5 separate regions of the Homo sapiens genome follow, and regions 2, 3, 4 and 5 are each linked to region 1. The links are chromatin contacts, found by Hi-C or POLR2A ChIA-PET in ENCODE. All regions are on one chromosome and are shown on one strand. Each heading gives the region's core, a stretch centred on a gene start or an enhancer-like site at or near the end of the contact. The rest is flanking DNA. Distances are from core to core; before and after follow the strand shown. Region 1 holds the start of CCT8 (chaperonin containing TCP1 subunit 8). Region 2 holds the start of ITSN1 (intersectin 1). Region 3 holds the start of GART (phosphoribosylglycinamide formyltransferase, phosphoribosylglycinamide synthetase, phosphoribosylaminoimidazole synthetase). Region 4 holds the start of CFAP298-TCP10L (CFAP298-TCP10L readthrough). Region 5 holds the start of EPCIP-AS1 (EPCIP antisense RNA 1).

Region 1 (2,700 bases), core at 52-2,551:
CCTTCAGTACCTATTTATTGAAAGAAATAGCTCAGTGTTCTGTAAAAAACTACTAGCACTGGAATGACAAATAATGTTTTGTGATACACGAGTTTTCCAAAACTGTATTAGTGAAAAAAACCCAAATTGGAAGCTATTATCTCAGCCTGATTTTTTCAAGGGAATCAGCCCATATCATTTTCAAAAGATTATTCCACCAACATTTACCTTGAACCCTGACATTTACTTACTATACCGACATTATTTGAAAAGTGCATCCTACAAACATGAACCTAGTTCTATTAAACTGTTAATGCTCCCCGTACCTCGCATAAAACCTTAAATTCAACCACACTGATCTATTTCTTGAATTAACAAAATCTGGAGGACACACAGAGGAATGCAATTTGAATAGCACAAGAGACAAATTTATCAATAGTGCAGTAAGATATTTTTTAAAACTATGCTACCGAACTAACGTTCAAGAAAAGGCCATTAAACAAAAGTGTTATCTGCACCCCTCTATCACTTATCCTGCAGATTACACAGAACTCAAAGACACCACCTCTTGGTCCAATCTCCATAATTTAAAGACGAAGGAAACAAAACCCAAGAAAGTTACATTTTAGATTAAGCCAGCTAACATAAGTTGGGACCGGAACTCATTTGGCTACAACGCATGGCTTCTGTCAACTAAGCTGAAAGCCGTATGTTTCTCACTGGGAAGCAAGCAACCAAGACCCGGCCCTTTTTCCCACTCTCTTCTCTGGATCGGCTAGTTCTCGTTCTTCCCCATCCTACAACTCGCGAGCTATGTGATAATCGACGTCGCAGTTCTCAAGACAATTTCATCTACGTTATTCAATTTCACCCTCACAACCTCCTTTAAGGGTGACGGGCCTTAGCCCCATTTACGGATGGAGGCAAAACGCACGCGCGGCTTCACATCCGTCCACCTTCAAGGTGTACAATGTCGATCGTGCCGCCGATCCCTCGGCCTTCTCCCGGTCGCGGAAGAAGAGAAGTGCCCGCAGGCTCCGGTGGCCGAGCCCTTCCAAAATCACCTCCCTTTCTGGAATCTTCTCTTCCCCCGGCCGCTGAGCCAGGGCAGCACGCTCAGCCCGTTAGTAGGCCCTCCTACTTCGCCGCGGCCGCCGCAGCCCTATGCTGACGCTCCCACCTCATTCCTTTCCTTCAGCCCTTACTTTCGCTCCCTCCTTGAGCATCTGGGCAAAGCCCGGAGCCTTGGGAACGTGAAGCGCCATGGCCAGCCTGCAGGAAGCAGTTCACGCGACCGCTCGGAAGACCGCGGAGGAAGCGAGGAGCACGCACAGCCTTCTGGGAAAGCAGCGTGGGGCCGCCTCACGCTCTTCCTGGCTCTCCAATTAGCCCACCCTTTCCCTGCCGCCAGGTCTGAAGCATCGCGAGAAGAGCAACCTCTGTGGCCAGAACCAAGCTGACGATCCCCGATCGGGTCGATCGATAGGGCGGGCCCAGGGAGCCCCTCGGGTTTCTGGCTCACGCACGCGCAGACAGCCCAGGCCGTGAGAGGTTGCTCCAGTCTGTGCTCTCTGACCGTAGTCAGTAGTCACGGCGTTAGATTTTTGCGGTTTTTGATCTGGAAGCCACACATCCTTAGCTTAATTTCCACGTATCTTCCAGACCCAGCCACCAACGTCAGGGCAGGTGTGCTTTTTTTTTCCCGAGGCAGAGCATCTGCCCCATCCCCCAAAATTGTCTCTAGGCGTCCGCTCTGTGTTGGGCACCATAGGAAGCGCTGGGAATGCGCACGATAATTAAAGTCGTCACTAAGAGTAATGTAGTACACATCAAGTGCTCAAGTGTGCCATATTCTGTGTGATCTGCTTTACATGCAGTATCTCTGTTAATGGTCAGTCTTAAAAATTAATGAATTGTCGGTTAAAATACCATTTAGTTTTCCTTCCATAAAATGGAGACGATACCATTAAAAATTAAAAATTAAATGGTACTGTCTCTATTTTGTAGAAGGGAAACTGAAGTTCACAAACTGTAAATAATTTTCCCAAGATCACAGAGCTAGTAAATATTAAAGCTAGAATTCCTATCTAGATCAGACTTATTGCAAAATGCCGGTTCTTAACCACTATCTATATTCCTCTTTTCTACTTCTTCCTGGGAATATAAATCCCTTTTACTCTTTTAAGATCAGATATAAATACATATTTATTTATCTGATTTATATATATAATATACACATTTTATATAAATATATCTGATTTATATATGAATTTATAGATAAATATAAATCCCTTTGGCTTGGTGGCATGCACCTGTAGTCTCAGCTGCTTGGGAGGCTAAGGTTGGAGGATCTGCTTGAGCCTGGGAGGTTGAGGCAGCAGTGAGCTGAGATCATGCCACTGCACTCCAGCCTGGGCAAGAGTGAGGCCCTGTCTCAAAAAAAAAAAAAAATTGCAAAAATGTAAATGCCACTGATATGGTTTGGATTTTTGCAAAAATGTAAATGCCACTGATATGTTTGAATTGCCTGCCCAAATATGATGTGGAATTATAATCCCCAGCTGTTCTTGTGATAGTGAGTGACTTCTCATAAGACCTGGTTGTTTAAAAGTGTGTGGCACCTCCCCACTCTGTCTCTTCCTCCTCCTCCAGCCTTGTAGGATGTGTCTGCTTCCCCTTCACCTTCCACCTTGATTGTCAGCTTCCTGAGGCTTCCCCAGC
Region 2 (2,700 bases), core at 167-2,666, 4.6 Mb after region 1:
CTTTCTACTCATAACGTGGACAGCAGCACCTGGGAGCTTCTTAGAAACGCAGATGTTCGGCCCCGACCCAGACCTATCCCAAGGCGATGCTTACATCTCGCTCCAGATGATTCCGCCGTTTAGCATAATGAAGAGGGCCGATCTGGCTCAAAAGCCACATACAGCGAATAACTACTAACTGCTTTCCGAAAACAGCAAAGTGATGAGGAAGAAAGAAGTGGCTGAGAAGAAGTAACAGAGAAAGAAAAAGACACTCAAATTCTAGGAACAAGAAGCAGAGGAGAAAAACCCAACCTGGGAGATTAAGTGGAAGGGCACTCCCAGACCTCTGCCTCCATAAAAGTAGAGGGAGATGCAAACTGAGATAAGACCTACAATCAAAACCCGTCAAGGTCCAGGAAACTGTCCCTCAAATCTAGTCTTACCCACCCCTCAGCGGCCTCAGCTAAGCTAGGCCTGGGCCCGAACAAGTCCCAGGTTAGGGTTCGACGCGAACCACCATCCTCCCCAGGGCTGCACGGTTCTGTGGGGCATCTCTCCACCTTTCGCTTAAAGGCCCGTTTCCCAAGACACAGGACGCGTTTCCCGGGGCTCACCTGCCTCTGAGCCGCCCCAACGGCCTGCACCTTCACCACCGCCACCTTCCAGTCCTTCGTCAGAGAGCCCGCCCCCTGCTCCCATTGGTCAGGCCGCTCGTCACTCCTGAAGGGCGGGGTCGGACTCGCGAGGCTGTCCAGAACGCCATGGCAACCGGTCTCGGAACTACATCTCCCGTCATGTTCCGCTCGGGGGCGGAGAAAGAGGCGAGGCCCCGCCCCAAGGACTACCAATAAATGGGCGAAGTTGGAATCGCCCGGATGGGTTCCGTTTTATGCAAATTTTAGCCGAAGACCACACCCTTCCTCATTCCAACCATAGGCCCGGCCAACCCCTTTGGGTTGTGCTTCGCCTTTTTCCTTTCCACATTATTCTCTCCTTGAAAACCTCCAATAATTAAGTCAATTAAGTGCATCCTATCTAGTGTCTCTCACGGCAACGAGCAGATGCACCGAAATCGTGCAACAAAATCTCCATAAACCACGATAGGCAACCTCAGACCATAAATCTCCTGTTACGCCTACATGGGGAGGAGGGGGAGAGTGCTAATCCTGCCCCCACACAGCCCCTGCTGATTGGCTCATTCGGCTTGTCACTCTGTTGTCTTACATTTCTTTGGCTCACCCTCTTTGGGTTCGCACGGTGGGCGGGGCCAGTGGTAGGGGGTGGTGAGAAGGTGCGGGCCCCTTCTTCCAATTGGCTGGCGGTTTCCCCACCCACTTATGGGCGGAGATGGATGGTGGATGGGGGGCGGGGGAGGCAGCGGAGGGAGATGAGGAGATAGGCGGGAGCGAGGGAGCGAGGGAGGGAGCGAAGGAGGTAGAGAAGAGTGGAGGCGCCAGGGGAGGGAGCGTAGCTTGGTTGCTCCGTAGTACGGCGGCTCGCGAGGAAGAATCCCGAGCGGGCTCCGGGACGGACAGAGAGGCGGGCGGGGATGGTGTGCGGGGCTGCGGCTCCTGCGTCCCTCCCAGCGGCGCGTGAGCGGCACTGATTTGTCCCTGGGGCGGCAGCGCGGACCCGCCCGGAGATGAGGTGAGGAGAGGGCTGCAAGGCGGCGGCCTGGACCACGGGCGGCTGCAGCGGGGGCGGGGGTCGGCGCGGGGGTCTGCGCGATGGCTGCCCGGGGCATCCGTCCCGCGCCCGGCGCTTGTCTCCCCGGCCGCCCTTAGCCCCTCGCCGCGCGCCCGAGAGACGGCAGCGGCTGCCCCTCTGCCTTGTCCTTCCCGTCCTCGGGGGTGGCGGCGGAGTGGCGGGCGGACCCGCACTGGGAGGCCGGGGGCCGCGGTGGGCCGTGGGGTGGCGGCCGCGGGACGGGCGTGGGGATGAATGGGCGCCGCGGCCCCGCCGCCGAGCGGGCTCCCTCCTCTCGCGGGGACCCCGGGCGGCCGCTCCTTCCCGGGCTGACCTCGCTGCCCTCGGCCGCCGGCGAGGGGCGGCCCGGCCTCGCCTCCCGCCGGCCTCCCGGGGACCCGCGTTGGCGGGAGCGGCGCCGCCTCTGCCTGGAGCCCCGGCTCCTTCCTCGGCCCCTCGCTCGCAAGCCTGCAGAATCCTGGGTCAGTGAAGGGCAGGCAATGCCGTTCGGCCCCAGGGCGCGCCGCGGGGCCGCCCCTGAAGGCATTTAAAGGGGAGCGTCTTCCGCGCCCTGTGAGCGCGTCCCCGGGTCCGCCGCGTCCCTTCCCTTCTTACGCACCGACACGGTTTTGTGGTGTGGACCCAAGACACAATTGCAGTCCCTTGCTTGCACGAATGCAATCCGAATTCCCAAAAAAAGGAAACCGGCGAGGAATCGGCCGCACCTTCCTGCGCTTCTGCTTGCCTTGGGATTAGAAAACAACTTCGGAGATTACATTTCCTATGGGCAATCTTTTGTTGTGATTCAGACTCAAGAAGGCTTTGCTTTGGAAGAAATAGATTAGCGGCTTCTCTGTGGAGTTGGAGGCTATAGAGATTTTTATAGCCTCTTCAATATGAAAGTTTCCTCTAGAACTTTGCCATCATCAGTGCTATTCTGAGGGCAGCAGCAACCTGGAAATTTAGATACATGCAGGCTCCGGCCAGATGCGTTTCTTTGTGCTTGTCTGTTGGCATTCTTCTCTTGCTGCT
Region 3 (2,700 bases), core at 170-2,669, 4.5 Mb after region 1:
GACAAACTGGTAACAGGAAAAAGAAAATTGAAAACTTATTTTGATGATGTTGGGATTACATATTTTAAGAAAAATGTAAGCTGACAATATACAAAACTAACATTTTTTTGAGCACTTAACCTTGGGCAGGGTACTATTTAAAATGCTTGTCATGAAAGAATCCTATGAGGGAGATACTATTACTATCACCAATTTGCAGATAAGACAAGGAGGCCCAGATAGGTAAATAACTTGCTGGAGGTCACACAGGTAAGAGGGGGTGGAGCCTAACAGAAGCAATTTTGCTTCAGATTCTCTCAACAAGTGAAACGATGATCATTGAAAATTTGAGAAAGGAAAAAAAAAAACCCTGTTAAATTACAGTCTCGGAAGGAACAGCTACTTTAGTGTAACGGGAAAACACATTTTACTTGCCATGTGTATCTGAAATAAACAGATTTTTTATTTTATTTATTTATTTATTTGTTTAGACAGTCTCTCTCTGTCGCCCAGGCTGGAGGGCAGTGGTGTGATCTCAGCTCACTACAACCTCCGCCTCCCGGGTTCAAGCGATTCTCTTGCCTCACAGCCTCCCAAGTAGCTGGGATTACGGGCGTGCGCCGCCACGCCAGGCGAATTTTTGTATTTTTAGTAGCGACGGGGTTTCACTACGTTGGCCAGGCTGGTCTCGAACTCCTGACCTCCAATGGTCAACCCACCTTGGCCTCCCAAGTGCTGGGATTACATCACATCCGGCCAGAAATAAACAGATCTTTAAATCTAGAGCAAATGTTACATCTTTAGTTTGAATATAGCAGTAGTGTGGGAAAATTCTGTTTACTCTAGTGGATCACTGAAAATAGCCTTACTACCCAGTGGTGAGGACGCCTGGGCTCCTGAGTCTCACACAGCGCCTTGGCCTGGGTAGAGACGCTGCCCCATACTAGCAGGAAGACCTTGGGGGACTTCACTAACCTTGGGCCTCATTCCTCAGAATGGGTAACATAAGCAGAATAAGACAGGCAAATAAAGCCGTATCAGAGGATATGGAGAATAAAGTAGAAACCAACTACAAAATTAACCAAGTAATCTGCCAGAGACAACGGGTGCATAAAGAGAAAGTACACCAATTTAGGGTTATGTCCTAAAAATGTATAAAGACACAAAAAGGCCTTGACATCTTAGAAAACAGGAAAAGTAAAAGAGCAAATAGAAACCAGCTAACAGTAGCAAGTGAAAAGCACATGGCCAACCCCCACCCACCGCATTTACAAACAACAGGAAAATTTCTACAAATCAGTTTCTATGGTTTCACTCAGTTCGCGATCTTAAATCCCCAAACCAAAGCCTAAGCGCGCTCCGTGTAAAAGCGGAGGGGGTTTACGCACCGACACCGGGTGGCCACCTGGTTCCCGCTTGCCCGCTCGCCGGAAGTCGGCCCACCGGGACCGGCGCGGGACCAGCGCGGCACCGCCCCTCACTGCCCCGCCCTACGACGGCTTCCCTGCCCCATTGGTCCGCGCGGCCCTGGGTCTCCGCGGCGAGAATCTAGTCTGATTCCCTCCCGCCCTGGGCGCTGCCTGACTGCTCCCCAGCCGAGACACCCAAGCCTTAGCACGTTTATAATGTGACAGTGGTACGGGGTGCCACGCAGTGTTTCCAGGAGCGCCGGGGGGGAGCGCCAAAATGCTAAACCCATTCTTAGCCAATTGTGCGCCGCTCACGAGTCAGAGCTGAGCAGCTACCGCGGAAAAATCTCGTGACACGCCTGACTCCTGATGAGACTAAAATGCACCGGGCTTTGAATGCCGGTCGCTTAGGACATCCGGCCTATTGCTAAAAAAAAAAATGAGGCTGGTTATAGAACGCACTGGGGAAGACACAGGGCAACAGCGAGTTCCTCCTCTCACATGCCAGTGGGGGCGGGGGCTGAAAAATTCTCTCCCGGATGCATATCCCTGTCGAAACTGAACTTGGCGCCACCTGAGAGCGCCTGAAAGCCGTGTGTTAAACACCGGGTTGCCCTTCTTGCTCTTCTTCCTCTTCGCCTTTAATCTCAGGCACTTAGCAAGCCTGTTAAGGCTCCCAAACACTGCTGGGGACTGACAACTTATGCGGACACGGTCGCCTCAAGAGAGACGGCTCCTGTAATGGCGCCTGCGTCAGACACTAACATGGCGGACATAGTCGTGCGCGGCGCAAACGTCAGCACCTCTACCCCAGCCGCTCAGAAACAGCAGAGGAGAGCAGGGCCGTGCTCACTGATTGGTCCCTCGGTGGAGCGGGCCGGACCGGGCATTCCCTTTGGAGCCAATCAGGAAGGCGAGAGACCGAATTGGCCCGTGCGCCTCCTCCCGAGGCATGCTGGGAGCCTGGAGGACTAGCGAGGAGGAGTTGAGAGAACGGAGCGGACGCCATGGCGACCAACATCGAGCAGATTTTTAGGTCTTTCGTGGTCAGTAAATTCCGGGAAATTCAACAGGAGCTTTCCAGGTAAACGCCTCCCAGATTCTTCTGCTCCCAACGGACCGTTAGGCCCTCACCTAGCCTTCTTTGGCACCTTTCTTCGGAGACGCAGTCGTTCCCCGGCTCAGGCCCCGCTAGGGCCCCGCCTGGGCCTGGGATCCATTTTCCGGGCCCCCCCCAACCGCCCCCCCAGCCGCTCCCTTCCTTTTCCCTCGAGGAACTTCGCCTTTTCCGAGGTAACCCAAGACTCCCTGT
Region 4 (2,700 bases), core at 153-2,652, 3.5 Mb after region 1:
CAGCTACTCGCTCCACTTGGCGATTTAAATTTATTTAAATTAAAATGACCCAGACGCGATGGATCACACTTGTAATCCTAGCACTTTGGGAGGCGGAGGCAGGCGGATCACCTGAGGTCAGGCGTTCGAGACCAGCCTGGCCAACATGATGAAACCCCGTGTCCACTAAAGATACAAATATTAGCTGGGCGTGGTGGTGGGCGCCTGTAATCTCAGATACTTGGGAGGCTGAGGCAGGAGAATAGCTTGAACCCGGGAGGCGAAGGTTGCAGTGAGCAGAGATCGCGCCACTGCACTCCAGCCTGGGCAACAGTAAGACCCTGTCTCTCACACACACACATACCATATATATATATATATATATAATTTATTTATATTTATATATACATATATATAATTTATTTATATTCATATATACTATATATATGGTATTTATTTATATTTATATATATTTAATTAATTAAAATGCAAATGTAAAATTCGGTTGCCTGGCCGCACTAGCCACATTCCAAATGCTCTACGGCCACAAGTGGCCGGCAGCTGCCCAATGGACAGCACAGATGGGGGCCCTTCCACCGCCGGAAAGTTCTGCGGCAAAGCGGGTGCCCTGGAACCTGCGCGGGGTAGGGAGACGGCGCCGCAACGCAACAGGCCGTTTCCAGGGCGGGGAAAGATCACCAAGGCTTCCTCAACTGTAAGGGGCCGTCCCAAAGCCAGGTGGCTCGCTGCTTTACATTGGGCGACTAAAAATAGTAAATTCAGCTTTTAAAAGCCCACCTAGTTCTCATCTCACCCCTCACACGTGATTAATTGCACTAAGTCTGCTGTTCAGCCCGGCCTTTCGGCTCCCTCCTCCCTCCCCAGCCCATTTCCACTTATTCGCAGCACCCCAAATCCTGGCTCCGAGAGGCACCTGGGCCCACCTCCCAGCCCGGGGTGTCAGACAGGCCGGATCTTCTCCGGTTCCTTATTCATCTCCGGTTAACCCTAGTGTCCCGTTTCAACCCCGGCTGCTGCAAATCTCTTCAATAATCTTCACAAACCTGACCCCTCGGCCCACCCTGCCCCTCTTTCTCCATCCCACGCCGGTCTCTCGATCTGTCCGGGATGGGCCCACCCGCGAGCCGCACCTGAGCAGAGGCGCTGCACCTTGAGCCGCCCATTATAGACCCGGGCCACCTGCACCGTGAGCTCCTCCAGCTCGGTACTCCCAGGCGCCTGCAGCAGGAACTGGCTCTCGTCGCCCCGCTTCACGTGCAGCAGAACCATGGCGGTCCCGCCGAGGTACTGAGGCGTTGAGAAGGCCCCGGCTGCGTGGCCCGCGGGTCCTGCCGGCCGAGGGTCGCCGGATCGCCAGCAGCTGCGACGCACTAACAGCCGCTCACAGTCCGGAATCCCACGCTCCCTAGCCCGCGGTGAGCGGGGGAAACGGCACTCGCTCCCGGAAGTGGATGTTGCCAAGAGCAACAGTGAAGCAGAGTTAAAGAGCCGCCAGCTCAAGCTCAGAACCCGAGTGGGGGAGGCTGGGGTGCACCGAGGCCCAGCAATCCAAGCCCGTACGGAGCTGCGGCCGGGGAAACCACCCACACAGTCTGAGAGGACAGCTGATTCTGAGCGGACCGACGGAAGGAGATTCGCAGAGCCCCTTCCCGGAAGTGACTGTTGTCGCGGCAACTGCCAAAACACAGACCAAGTCGCTGAAGGGGAGGGCGGACCTCCCAATCGACTGGTCTGGGGCCCGAGATTTCCACTCAGGGAGATACGTGGGCTGAGATGGGAGTTACTAGATGGGGAACGGGAAATACGGCGGGAACCACAATCGCGCAGTTCCGCAGCTGCCGCCCCACAACCGCTCCACATTCCAGCGTCCCTTCCGCCGCTTTCAGTCTCCACTTCCGGCAACGTTTCCACGCTGTTTCCGGCCTGGGAAAGTTCGGCGGCAGCGACCCAGAACTGAGTCTTGCTGTTCGCTGCTGTTTGCGCGGGTCAGCTTTTCAGGACGGAGGGGCCAGGGCGAGTGTCCGCACTTCTTCGTTCAGGTTGATTTGGATGGCGTTGCTGGGGTAGCTCCAGCGGCCCCTGCCAGAGCGACCCTCCCAGAAATATCCAGCCATCCTCCAGCGGACTCTTGCTGAAGGCAGTCGGCGTCAGTCGCTGTTTATTCCGGGCCCCACAGATCCAGAGTCACTGCTCTCATGGAGCTTATATTTTAGTGTGACAAAAAGAAAACAAAAATAAATGGACAGGCCAGGAGCGGTGGCTCACGCGTGTAATCCCAACACTTAGGGAGGCCGAGGAGGGCGGATCACCTGAGGTCAGGAGTTCGAAAGCAGCCTGGCCAACATGGTGAAACCCCTTCTCTACTAAAAATACAAAAATTAGCCGAACGTAGTGGCGCGTGCCAGTAATTCCAGCTACTAGGGAGCCTGAGGTGGGAGAATTGCTTGAACCCGGGAGGCGGAGGTTGCAGTGAGCCTAGATCGCGCCACTACCCTCCAGCCTTGGCGACAGAGTGAGACTGTGTCTCAAAAATAATAAATAAACAAACGGACAACACAAATTCAAATACAGATCTAAAGAAAACTAAACAGGTTGATGGACTTCTTATGTTTGATGGTCAGGGAATGTACACCTTCTGCGATATTGGGAGTAATATTATCGTCTCCCGCCCTGAATATTTAGAAAAATATCACAGTGGGG
Region 5 (2,700 bases), core at 30-2,529, 3.7 Mb after region 1:
GGACTGGCCCAAGGTCACTCAGAACCAGAGCTGCAACTCCAGGCTTCTGTTCCCTCTCCTAGTATTCCTTTTTACAAACTCGGCCTTCATGGTCGAGGATGCCTGGACAGAGCATCCAAGAAGTGTGGGCGCAGTGACCTGCAGAGGGCTCGGAAAGCATGCCAAGAGCAGCCAGGGGACCCACACCAAGTTGGCCCTGAAACACGCCAGGCAGAAAAGAGGCAGGACAGGGAACACCGAATTTCCCCTGAAACACTCTGAATGCCTGATCTGAGCTCCGGCCCCGTGGCAGAGGAGGTGGTTAAGAAAAGGCTGGGGGCAGCGCGGGAACGCGTCCCTTGCCCGAGCAGAAGGCCGGAGGCTGGGGAAGATTCGCAGCCGGTCGGACGGCAGGGGACTCCGTTCCAGGGCTCCGGGGCTGGGCGTCCAGAGAATACGGGGGCGGGGGACGGGGGCCTGCGTCGGGGATGCGGCCGTCTAAGGGCGTCCGAAGCGCGCACTTTACCTTCCTCCTCGTCCTGGAAGCTGAGCAGGCTGGCCCGGGGCACCTCTTTGTTCTCGCGAGGCCTCTTGCGCGGCTTCAGCCCGTTGCCGGGCTCCGCGCCGCCGGGGAAGCCGCCCCCGGCCTCAGCCCCGAGGCCCGGGGTCAGCGCGGAAGGCGGCGACGGCCCCGGGCCCAGCAGCGACTCCCCGCCAGGGGCCCTGTCGCCGCCACCGGGGCCCGCCTCTTCGCCCGTGCCCGGCGGCGGCAACAACGGCGGCGGCTCCTGCTCCTCATCGCGTTCCCGCTCTTCCTCTTCGGAGTCGTTCCGCTTGCGCACGTTCACCCGCCGGGCCTTTCGGAACATCCCCGCGGCCCGCACGGCGGTCGAATACTCGCTTCCACACCGCGGCCCCGGCAGCGCCGAGCTCGTGACGGCGCACGCGCGCTCTCCGGAGCTCCAGCCGGGTCGAGTCCTCTGTTGCTACCGCGCACCCCACGAGCGCGCATGCGCCTATGCTCCCACGCGCTCTCAATACTTGGAGAAAGAGAGAGAGTGAGAGAGAGAGAGAGAGAGAGAGAGAGAGAGAGAGAGAGAGAGAGAGAGAGAGAGAGAGAGAGAGAGAGAGAGAGAGAGAGAGAGAGAGCGAGAGAGAGAGAGAGAGAGAGAGCGAGAGAGAGAGAGAGAGCCCCACACCTCTCGCGAGAGCGTCGGCTCTTTGCATCGCTCTCTGTCGGAGTGGAGTACTATTAGCATGGAACTCTGGTGTTGTTTGACAGGTCACAAAGAGGATCATAGAGATGAGAAGAAAGAGTAGGCTCTGTTGTCCCTCAGACGGCGCTGCTGCAGTGCGTCTTCGCACTTACGCGGAGCGGTAATGTGAGGAAGCCTCCCGCCAAACAGATGAGGGAGGAGGAGGAGGGGAGAGGCCAGAGAGAGAAGCGGCTTTCGGGAAGGAAAGTGTGATCTAGTAGGTGGAATAGTCCTCTCCAAACTTTGACCTGAGGTGTGACTATTGGTAATTACTAGTTATTCTTGAGTAATACTTTGTATTTCTACAGCTTTATAGCTACAGAGCTCTTAGAAAGACATTGAATTTTATTTATGATACAATGTTACTTCAAAGACATTGAATTTCATTTATGGTACAATGTTACTTCAAAGACATTGAATTTCAGTTATGATACAATGTTACCTGGCTTGATGTCCCCCGTTCCCCAGTCTTTCAGGAACAAGGAAAGCAAAAGTGTTTCCGTGTTTTCTAAAGAATGCCAAGTTTGCAAGCAATTCTATGACTAAATACTTTCCAAAGCTTAGTGAGTTTCAGAAACAAGTGGAAGGAAAATAGAGCAGGGGGTGGGGAAGGTTGTGACAGTTCTCAGACTTGCGTGACAAAGCCCTCGCTGGCCACACCTTCACAGGGTGATTGCGCCTAAGGTTGAACTCACCGGCTTTCCCTATCTCATCACCGAACTAGAAGTTTTTCCTTCGGGCATGCACCTGTGCATGCGAATTCATTTTGATGTTTCGAAATTAAAAGGGTATTCGGTAGAGTGAAAAAAATCCACCCATGTCTGGAAGGCTGTTCACTTCCTCAGTGGCAATGTTAACAGTTTCTTATGATCCTCTAAAGATGTTCCATGAACATAAAAGCAAATAAATATGCATATTTTAATGTGTTCCCCTTTTTACACAGATGGTGTGTAAGCTGCATTTTTAGCCTACCGTAGATTGGAGATCGGCCCATATCTGTATATGAAGGGTTGTGTTTTTTTGGTTTTTTGTTTGTTTGTTTTGAGACTAAATTTCGCTCTTGTCGCCCAGGCTAGAGTGCAATGGCGCGATCTCCGCTCACTGCAATCTCCGCCTCCCAGGTTCAAGTGATTCTTCTGCCTCAGCCTCCCTAGTAGCTGGGATTACAGGCACGTGCCACCACGCCCAGCTAATTTATTTTGTATTTTTGTATTTCACTCTGTTGGCCAGGATGATCTCAATCTCTTGACTTCGTGATCCGCCCGCCTCAGTCTCCCAAAGTGCTGGGATTACAGGCGTGAGCCACCGCGCACGGCCGTCTATTTTTTTTTTTAACCCACCTGCGTAGTGATTCATTGTTGGGATATACCGTAATTTATTTAACCAGTTCCATAAACATTGATATTTAGATTATTTCTAGTCTTAATCAGTGCTGTAATGAAAAGCTTTGAAAAACTGTTACATC

Evidence for each region. A loop is a pair of places that touch in the nucleus more often than their neighbours do. ChIA-PET counts read pairs that join two places held with the same protein, here RNA polymerase II (POLR2A). Pooled maps may share reads with other maps.
Region 2: a map of B cell shows a loop between it and region 1 (28-fold over the local background). The contact joins the promoter of ITSN1 here to the promoter of CCT8 in region 1. A Hi-C loop is called at or near these places in 1 of 168 maps with a recorded cell type or tissue (B cell), 1 of 37 single-sample maps with no recorded cell type and 12 of 50 pooled maps.
Region 3: a loop to region 1 is called in a map of B cell, with 8 times the contacts of the local background. The contact joins the promoter of GART here to the promoter of CCT8 in region 1. A Hi-C loop is called at or near these places in 2 of 168 maps with a recorded cell type or tissue (B cell and naive thymus-derived CD4-positive, alpha-beta T cell), 2 of 37 single-sample maps with no recorded cell type and 7 of 50 pooled maps. POLR2A ChIA-PET finds 5 or more read pairs at or near these places in 1 of 52 experiments (AG04450).
Region 4: a map of B cell shows a loop between it and region 1 (30-fold over the local background). The contact joins the promoter of CFAP298-TCP10L here to the promoter of CCT8 in region 1. A Hi-C loop is called at or near these places in 2 of 168 maps with a recorded cell type or tissue (B cell and naive thymus-derived CD4-positive, alpha-beta T cell) and 8 of 50 pooled maps.
Region 5: a loop to region 1 is called in a map of B cell, with 11 times the contacts of the local background. The contact joins the promoter of EPCIP-AS1 here to the promoter of CCT8 in region 1. A Hi-C loop is called at or near these places in 1 of 168 maps with a recorded cell type or tissue (B cell) and 12 of 50 pooled maps. POLR2A ChIA-PET finds 5 or more read pairs at or near these places in 1 of 52 experiments (activated naive CD8-positive, alpha-beta T cell).

Annotation. Positions count from the first base shown.
Region 1 is chr21:29,072,347-29,075,046 of GRCh38, forward strand. CCT8 (chaperonin containing TCP1 subunit 8) reads right to left here and starts at 1,302. Exons shown (of 15, transcript NM_006585.4): 1 at 1,185-1,302. The coding sequence starts at 1,244. RefSeq lists enhancers at 374-1,285, 738-907, 1,286-2,197, 1,358-1,527.
Region 2 is chr21:33,641,085-33,643,784 of GRCh38, forward strand. It overlaps ITSN1 (intersectin 1), which reads left to right and starts at 1,417. Exons shown (of 40, transcript NM_003024.3): 1 at 1,417-1,629. CRYZL1 (crystallin zeta like 1) reads right to left here and starts at 657. Exons shown (of 13, transcript NM_145858.3): 1 at 597-657. RefSeq lists an enhancer at 396-805 and silencers at 1,276-1,615, 1,626-1,725, 2,046-2,175.
Region 3 is chr21:33,540,698-33,543,397 of GRCh38, forward strand. It overlaps GART (phosphoribosylglycinamide formyltransferase, phosphoribosylglycinamide synthetase, phosphoribosylaminoimidazole synthetase), which reads right to left and starts at 1,420. Exons shown (of 22, transcript NM_000819.5): 1 at 1,368-1,420. It overlaps SON (SON DNA and RNA binding protein), which reads left to right and starts at 2,341. Exons shown (of 12, transcript NM_138927.4): 1 at 2,341-2,472. The coding sequence starts at 2,396. RefSeq lists silencers at 1,296-1,585, 2,626-2,700 and enhancers at 1,736-2,185, 1,750-2,481, 2,386-2,445.
Region 4 is chr21:32,610,975-32,613,674 of GRCh38, forward strand. CFAP298-TCP10L (CFAP298-TCP10L readthrough) reads right to left here and starts at 1,403. Exons shown (of 12, transcript NR_146639.2): 1 at 1,131-1,403. It overlaps CFAP298 (cilia and flagella associated protein 298), which reads right to left and starts at 1,403. Exons shown (of 7, transcript NM_021254.4): 1 at 1,131-1,403. The coding sequence starts at 1,269. RefSeq lists enhancers at 825-874, 1,535-1,644.
Region 5 is chr21:32,770,821-32,773,520 of GRCh38, forward strand. EPCIP-AS1 (EPCIP antisense RNA 1) reads left to right here and starts at 1,280. Exons shown (of 4, transcript NR_024623.1): 1 at 1,280-1,488. PAXBP1 (PAX3 and PAX7 binding protein 1) reads right to left here and starts at 935. Exons shown (of 18, transcript NM_016631.4): 1 at 506-935. The coding sequence starts at 848. RefSeq lists an enhancer at 602-1,591.